Regions from separate parts of the Homo sapiens genome. Here region 1 is linked to region 2. The links are chromatin contacts, found by Hi-C in ENCODE. All regions are on one chromosome and are shown on one strand. Each heading gives the region's core, a stretch centred on a gene start or an enhancer-like site at or near the end of the contact. The rest is flanking DNA. Distances are from core to core; before and after follow the strand shown.

Evidence for each region. A loop is a pair of places that touch in the nucleus more often than their neighbours do. Pooled maps may share reads with other maps.
Region 1: a map with no recorded cell type shows a loop between it and region 2 (3-fold over the local background). The contact joins two enhancer-like sites. A Hi-C loop is called at or near these places in 4 of 37 single-sample maps with no recorded cell type and 2 of 50 pooled maps.

Annotation. Positions count from the first base shown.
Region 1 is chr10:34,538,477-34,542,828 of GRCh38, reverse strand. The region is part of intron 2 of PARD3 (par-3 family cell polarity regulator); the gene reads left to right. Among named protein-coding and RNA genes, the nearest start is that of PARD3, 270 kb to the left of the region's middle. RefSeq lists an enhancer at 2,660-2,949. Within about 2 kb of position 3,013, at least 8 of the 41 ENCODE cell types and tissues checked have a DNase peak (open chromatin) inside an H3K27ac peak, as active enhancers do.
Region 2 is chr10:34,144,203-34,148,483 of GRCh38, reverse strand. All of the region lies in intron 22 of PARD3 (par-3 family cell polarity regulator), which reads left to right. Among named protein-coding and RNA genes, the nearest start is that of LINC02629, 240 kb to the right of the region's middle. Within about 2 kb of position 2,588, at least 2 of the 41 ENCODE cell types and tissues checked have a DNase peak (open chromatin) inside an H3K27ac peak, as active enhancers do.

The sequences.
Region 1 (4,352 bases), core at 1,764-4,263, 390 kb before region 2:
GTGATGTATAAATGATGATGCCTTGTTCCATCTTTTTAAAATTGTATGACACAATGCTTTATGCTTTTTTTTAGTTTTACAGTTCTCTGCAATGAGCACCTATGATATTTTATAATCAGAAGAAAATTATTTGTAACCATGTTTTAACAATGCCCATTAAGAGGCTACTGTTACACTTACTTTGTAAATATTATCAGATTTTGCTTAAGGCAATGCACATATAAATCCATATATGTTCTACAGGAGTGATCACCAGATGGGATGAAGTATAGGGTCAGTTAGTGGCCTTTAACTTTTTGGTTGTCTCCTATAATGGGGTTTCTCAGCATCTGCATAAATGACATTTTGGACTGGATTATTCTTTGTTGTGTGGGACTGTCCTGTGTATTGAGGATGTTTTGCAGTTTCCCTGACCTATACTGTTTAGAGGTCAATAATATTGACCCCAGTTATGACAACCAAATATGTCTCACACACTGCCAGTGTCCCCTGGGGGCAAAATTGCCCCTCATTGAGAATCACTACGCTAGAGTAAAAAATACATTTCACTTGGCAGCCCAGTGGGTAAATGCAAGCGTGTGTGTGTGTGCACACACACACACACACACACACACACACACACACACCCCAAACAACCTTACTGCTTTGTAAGTGTACATTGATATTTCCTATTTTATTTTGTTCCATTCTATTCATTCCATATCATTTTCTTTAAAAATGTTTGTGAGGATATTTTTCTGAATAGGGTGGTTCCTGTGACAGTTAGTCTTCACTTTAAAATGTGCATAGGCCAGGGGCGGTGTTGCTTGCCTGTGTCTCAGCTACTCGGGAGGCTGAGGCTGGAGGACTGCTTGAGCCCAGGACTTCAAGGCTGCAGGGAGCCATGATCATGCCACTGCACTCCAGCCTGGGCCACAGAGTGAGACCCTGTCCCACCTTCCCACCCAAAAAACGTATGTGGGTTAAAGATGAGCTGTTTTGACTCTATGTGGGTTTGCTTACAGCGAGGCATACCAAGATTAAAGAATACTGCTTATTCTGGGTTCTCTGTGGATGGGATGTGTACTGATGAATACATATAATATTGGCTTAATTTTAATGAAAGTTGTTAAATAAATGTTGTTTTCCTTGGATGTGGACACTGCATTTGTGGACACTTAAAAATTAGCTGCAGTTTAGGCACCAGCACTTCCCAGGGGCCTCCTCCCTATAATCTGACACATCACACACAAGGCAGATTCTCTGAGGTGTGGTCTAAACATGAGCAGGAGACAAAGGTTGTGCTGTTAGCATGAAAAGGTTGTGCCTTCTTGGGCTTCAGGGTTTTGTACAAGGTTGAGATGGAAGGCTGCCTATGAATTCAGAATTCATATACAGAAGATTCATATAGAATGAGAGAGTTTTGTTGTCCCTTCAGGAATATAGATTGTATCTTGGGGCAGATGGCTTTATGTGTCTCATACTGCAGATTCGAGAGATTTAAATTTTCATTTCTCTAAAGGAAACATTTATAGTTCTCAGTTCTTAAGCACACTGGAAGTTCTTCCCTTCTCTTTGCATTTGTGTTTCTTATACAAATACCATGTGTGAAATATCAGTTATACTGCATTTATGTACAGGATGAAGGTTTCTCCCTAGGGAATAAATAAACCATCCTCCATGTGCCTCATTAAAAAGATAGGAAAAGAAACGTGGCTTTGTCTTCTAAAAATCAGTCACAATTTTCTATATTGCATTTCATGGTATGGCTTTATGGAATATTTTTATTATTTAATTTTTTGAATGGCTTTTTGTTTTTGCTTTAAAATTTTACTTATATCTTAAATTAAGGATGCTGGATCTTGAAAAAGTTGCTATGGTGACTATATACTTAAGCTTGATGTCTCCAATTCAGAAATGGGTCATTGTTCTAAAACTTCATTGTAAAATCTGTTACTTGGAACTTTATTTTCTCATGGAAACAATATTGCAAGTAATAGATTCCAGACTCAATAAAAATAACTTATTTAAATCAGAAAGTAAAAAGATTACACCCCCGGTCCCCTCCGAGACAGGATCTCACTCTGTTGCCCAGTCTGGAACACAGTGGCATGGTCATGGCTCACTGTAGCCTCGAGCTTCCCAGGCTCAGGTGATCTTCCCACCTCAGTCTTTCGACTAGTTGAGACTACAGGCAAATGGCCACCACGCCTGGCTAATATTTCTATTTTTGTTTGTTTGTTTGTTTTTGTAGAGACAGTATCTTGCTGTATTGTCCAGACTGGTCTCCTGTCTCCCGGGCCCAAGCCATCTGCTGAGCGGGCAGCTCAGCCTCCCTAAGTCCTGGGATTACAGGTGTGAGCCACAATGCCTGGCCAAGTAAAGGAAACATTGTATACTTATATCTTTGTATTTATACTGGAGTAGTCTCCCCGCCATCCACCTTCCTTCCTTCCATGAATTCTCATGCTAGAACACGAGGTATAGCAGATACTATGTTTGGCATTTTTTTTTTTTTTAATATAGTGTGTTGTGAACCACAGGGAGCTTTGGAGGATTTGTTCATTCCCTGAATAGATATTTACTCTGTACCTACTATGTGCAAGACACTGTTCTAGGTCCTGGGGATGCAGCAGAGCAATCCTGCTCTAATGCGTGCTGTTGTTTGACAGCATAACCTGTAATTGAATGTCCTGGGAAGCAGGAGGCAGGCAGCATGAAGAAGCCTTAGAGCTGCCTGCAGCTGAGGGCCACGACCCTGGGAAAGGACACGGTGGCTCCTGAGGCTTCTGTTCCAGGGACTCTGACTCCCCATTCCGCCCTGCACACTTGGTGTGGTTTTCTAGAACTCCTTTTTGAAATAGGAAGATCTGGAAGGTAGTCGCGTATGGTTTCAAGAGAGCTTAAAGTGACAGTGTGTTAGTAAAATGTTTCACAACCACTCTCAGCTGAGGCTGAAGGAGTGGGGACTGATTTGTAGTGTTTGCCAATTTCTTTGGTGTACACACTCCCGCCCTGGCCTATTTCAGGAAGCCAATGGGATGTCCCTGAGTGTGGAGTTGGAAAACACACCATCATACACTTTTACATAGTGTTTCCACTGTGTAGATACAGCAGACCTAGGACAATCCAAGGCCACACAGAGTAGTAAAATGCAACACAGATGATAGGAAGTTTTACTTTCTTTTTGAGACGGAGTCTCGCTGTGTCACCGAAACTGGAGTGCAGTGTCGTGATCTCGGCTCACTGCAACCTCTGCCTCCCAGGTTCAAGCGATTCTCCCTGCCTAAGCCTTCAGAGTAGCTGGGATTACAGGTGCCCGCCACCACACCTGGCTAATTTTTGTATTTTTAGTAGAGAGGGGGTTTTGCCATGTTGGTCTCAAACTCCTGACCTTAGGTGATCTGCCCGCCTTGGCTTCCCAAAGTGCTGGAAATACAGGCGTGAGCCACTGCGCCTGGCTGAGTTTTACTTATTTATTACTCTGCTTTTTAATTTATTTAACTGTAAGTTTATATATCTTAATTTTTAAATGATGAAGGTGGTAATAACTGGCTTGCAAAATTCCTGAAAACTTAAGAGTCCTCATGAGCTAGTCTTCACTGGCTCCAGCATCTGGGAGCACCACAATACTTTACCTAAAATCATTATGGCTGGATGTTAGAATACTGAGTTGTTCAGATTTTAGGCAGGTAATATGGAATATGTGTCATAAGATGTAACACCTCCTGTGATGTCTGAGGCAGGACCCTGTAGTCAAAATTTTGGTATTTCTGTAGCAAAATGTGAATATTCACCAAGTAAATAAATACTACAAATAATCTTGGATTGGTTCAGAGTTGCTTTTGCCACCAAATGTACTTCTAACAAACTTATGAAAAATTTTTCATTTTGAGAGTCATTTGATTTTGGAATTGTGGACAAGGCATCATGAATCTGTGTCATTGTGTTTGCAAGTCACGGTTGGTGTTCCAGGTCTAGAAGAAACTGTGTGTTTGCTTTCTCACAATGAGAAGGAGAAGAAACTCAGCATGATCTCCTACTTGGATCATTGGTGCCCTGCCGGAGCGGCGCCTCACCCCTGCGTTTCTGCAGCCTCTTCTTCCTAGAAGGCTCCTGTCCCGGTGACTCTTCCTGTACTTCATTCTTTCTGCCCAGCTCGTCTGGCCTCCACTCCTCACCAAGTGCTTCATGCAAGATTGATCTGATTTTTCTTTTCACTCCCTCGGTTGGTGTGCAGCCCCCGAGCACATACTTGAAAGAGTGAAGTGAAACTTACAGCCACCTCTGAATAAACATCCCAGCAGTGGAACTGCATGTCCCAAAGTGCTTGAAATCTTGGCTTCTGTGTCTTGGCAAAGCTTATTTTCTTT
Region 2 (4,281 bases), core at 1,339-3,838:
GGAGGTCTGTTGTAACATAATGTCAAAACAAAATGTCAGCCAAAATCCATGGAGACACTATTATGATATCAAAATGAAACAATGTCAGCGCCAGTCTGTAGAGACATTACAATATGAGAAAAGACAAAACAAAACGGTATCTGTGGAGGCCTGTGACTTCTGAGGCTTAATGTAGCTTCATGTCAGGTGGTTGGCTTGTGCAAACGTGGCTAATATTTCAGTATGTATTTTCTAAGGCTTTTCTTTTCCAGCTCAAGAAAAGGAATCCCAAAGCGGTTCTTTAGTATAAGTGGCTGGGTTAGGCAATTGCTGATATTTATATCTAAATCTATGCCTGTGTCCGTATGTATGTCAGTGTGTTTGTCAGTATCTCTCTCTATTCATTCTGGGCTTCTGATGCTTCCAAACACATCATTAGTCCCATTTGGTCTTGGCTTAGTTTCCCTACACACCAGTACTTGGACATCGGTTGGAAGTATAAAATACAGGCAAGGCAGTGTTCCAATCTGCTTGGGAAGGGTCATGCTGAGTTTTAGCAGATGTTTTGCTCCATTCTTTTCTCCTCTGTCCTCAGGTAGAAGCTGGCACTGCCCCCTTCCTTACTGAGCCTTGAGGCACCAGGTGGTTTTGAAATGTGCCCCTGAATTCCTGTGACCTTTGGCCCTAGAGCTCATGATCTGGCAGCACCTTGGCTGGGTAATACTAGTACTCTGTTTTCCCAGCCCTTTCATAGGAGCTGAAAGATTTTTTTAAAAAATTATATATATAAAGAGAAAAACAAATATTTTAAAAATCTATAATCATATTAAGTTGGGATTTTTTTCCAAAACAAAGTTAGTAAAGTATCAAATTAAAGTAGATATCATTGTGAGACAAATTTTATTATGTAGAGGCAAATTTAGACATTGTAAAGGGAAAATTTTACTATATATATAAACTTATAAAGATCAAAAGGTTTTTATCCACATATTAAGCAATTTGAGTCTGGAATTAAATATTGATTTGTTTTTGTTTTAGAAATTTGAAAATCCCTGAAATTGAGAGAAAAAAAGTCAAACTAGAGAAAAAAAGAAAAAACTCTGCCACAATAGTAAAGATATATTTTTCTCATTTTAATCAGCTGCAGTATAATTTTAAAATCATGTATTAAGCAACAATACAATAAAGTCTCAATTAGCTAGAAACCAAGCAAACCCACAGTTAGCCAATATGTTTCCAAATTACACTTTTAGAAACAAGAGGTAGATACCTATAAAAGTGCTGTTATCGGGGTGAGGTGGGGGGTCTGTCAGAAAAATAGTGAGAAACCAAAAGAACTCAATTTCGTCCTTTTTTTCTACAAAGTACTCAACAGTGAGTCATGAAAATCTCAAAAGTTTTTTTTTTTTAAGTTAAATATCCATTATTCCTTCTTTTCAAGATGGATGAGACCTTTATTACTTTCTAGAAGGATTTTCAAACACAAGGATTGAAACAAAAAAGGCTTTCAGTAAACCTTTGGCTAATCAGCTTACCACTCGGTTCTTCTAAGACTGTGATTTTCAGAAACTTTAATCAGGTTCAGTTTACTTGTATCGATTTGCACGCCTTAGCCACAAAACTACAATATCTACTGGTGGGGATGTGCTGGAGCCTGAAATTGTATTCTTGAGGCATGCGCTTCCATAGTGGTGATAGGAGCATGCAGTGGGAAAAGTGGGAAACGTTCTTTGTCACCAGCATCAGTGGGATACTCCTGAGAGATCAGAATAGGAGCTGGTCACTCTTTAGCAGGAGAACGAAGAGTGAAGACCAGCAAAGATTGAAACAGAGGATTAAAAATTGTATGTCACAGTCACCATATTGACCAGCAGAAGTAAATGTGGGCAAAAACTAAAGCCAAACTGTGATTTTCATCACATGTCAAAGAAAGGAAAACTAGTTTGAGTATAGCACCAGGTCATGTGCTTGGGAGAAAAAGTGTGGAGGACTCGGTTAAATCTTTAAAACAGTATTTGTATTTGGAGCTTTGTAGATTACAAACTCAATGTTTTAAAAATGTACTCCCTAAATTAACCATAAATATTGTAAAAAAGTAATACAGAAATTATTCCTAAAGTGTGTTAGGAAGTGGTGGACATAATTCTGTAATTATAACCAATAGCTGTTACCATTTTGGAACATTTACATCCATGTCTTTCGTCTACTTAAAAAAATATATAAGCATCCATATACCAGTTTTATTCTTGAAAAGACATTTAAGCTATTTGAAAATAATTGAGAATTAAGAATAACAGAAATTAGAAAGTCTAACATTAGAGAGTAAAGCTATTTCTTCCTCTTTTCCTTTTGGAAATCACTCCAAAACAAGAAACAGAATGAGATATAGAAATAGTAACTCTATTTTTGTGAAAATGGACATAGTTAATATAGAATGACAGAATCACACTGGAATGTCAAGAATCAAGCTTATGCACCCCGCACCAAAGATTGCTAGATTCTCTTCGGAAGACATGGAATTGCCCTGGAAAAGGAGTCCACATACACTGTCATGAGAATTCCCAACCAAAAAAGTGACACTCTGCCCAGCCTTCCTGTCCACCATTTCATAAACCCCCCTGAAGCACACAGTGACTAATCTGCTTTTTAGTGCTTCACTCTTAAATATAAAAGGGCAGAAAAACATGTGAAACATTTCAGAAAAGCCATAATTGTGGAAGACAGAGTCCAAAACAAACAACGTTTGTTTGTTTTCTTTAAGAACTTGGAGGAAACATAAAATTAAGAGAAGAGAAAAATATTAAGGAATTATAAACAGTAATTCTGTGAAATAGAAATGATGTTAAAACCATCAAAGATGAACAGGAGGCTATTGAAAGGATTATTGAGTAAATGGGAAAGAACTCTTAGAAAATAATAAATACAATATCAGTATTAAGAAACACAATAGAAGGCTTGATAGATGAGGTTGAGAAGTTTCCCATAAAGGAAAACATGAGCTATAGGACAAAGAGCAGTATAGTGAGAAAGAAAGGAAGTGAAAAGTTCATTCTGGGAGGTCCAATATTTAAAGAAAACAATTTCTAGAAAGAGAGAACAGAGATAATAAAGGATAGATTATTAGAGAAATAACACAAGAATCTTTTCCAGAACTGGAGAACTTAAGATTCCAGATTAAAGAATCACCTAGTGCTGAGCAAAATCAATTTTTCAAAAAGGACAGCATTGTGAAGTTTTGGAATACCAGAAAGAGAAGATCCTGTAAAAAAAAAAAAAAAAAAAATATATATATATATATATATATATATATATATACACACACACACACAATGAAGAGTTGAGAATCAGAATATAATCAGATTTCTTCACATCAGTCTTGTAAGCTAGAAGATAATAGAGCAACACATTCAAATATTGAAGGGTAATGTTTTGTTACCTGAAATTCCATACCTAGCCAAACTGTCAGTGAGTGGTAATGATAGAATACATACATTTAAAGCATGCAAACGCAAAATATTTTAGTTCTAATACCCTTTTAGGCAGCCACCGAATGTGTGCTTTAACAAGTCCCAGGACTTCTGCTGTGCAGAAAACCAGGAAGCAGGCAGCCTAGATTGGCGTATGTGGTGGGAGCTTTTGAGGTTAGAGGGCTCCAGGAAAAAAATTGGGCTTAATAAGCCATGATAGACTTGTTCTCCTGGAAATCTGAAAAATCAGATTGTAAAATCATTTTCATATAAATTTTGCTATAATTATATTGGGAAGATGTGGAAGATGGGAATTTGGAGTCAGAATTTGGATTTGAGTGTAAGAGAGCTAATGCTTCATCTACCTTTGTAGGAAGTCAACAGGTGTGTTTAACAGTAATAAATCAGGAGATAGTGATATAAATATATTACCCAGAAATGTCTAAATACCAGAGGAATTTGGTTAGACATGGCTTATTATTAAATTCCTAGCTTTTGCTTTGTGTAATAGATTCATACTGGCAACTTACATTTAATAATATTGAGCATGGCACTTTCATCATAACTAAATGAAAGTAAGCAATGAAACCATCACTAGCAAGAGTGTATCACAAACCAGGAATTACAATGGATTCATTCTGAGTATCTCAGGTTGAGTTAAAAAGAAATGTCATAGAAAACGACTGAAAGCTTTAAAAGTCTTGGGGTTGGGTGGTCAGAGAGACAAGATGTGATGAAGCAGAAGTTTCATTTAAGAAGTTTCTTTTAATGATTCTTTTAAGGCTTTTAGCATTTTAAAATATAAACTATGCACATGTAGTATTACTTTGAAAAA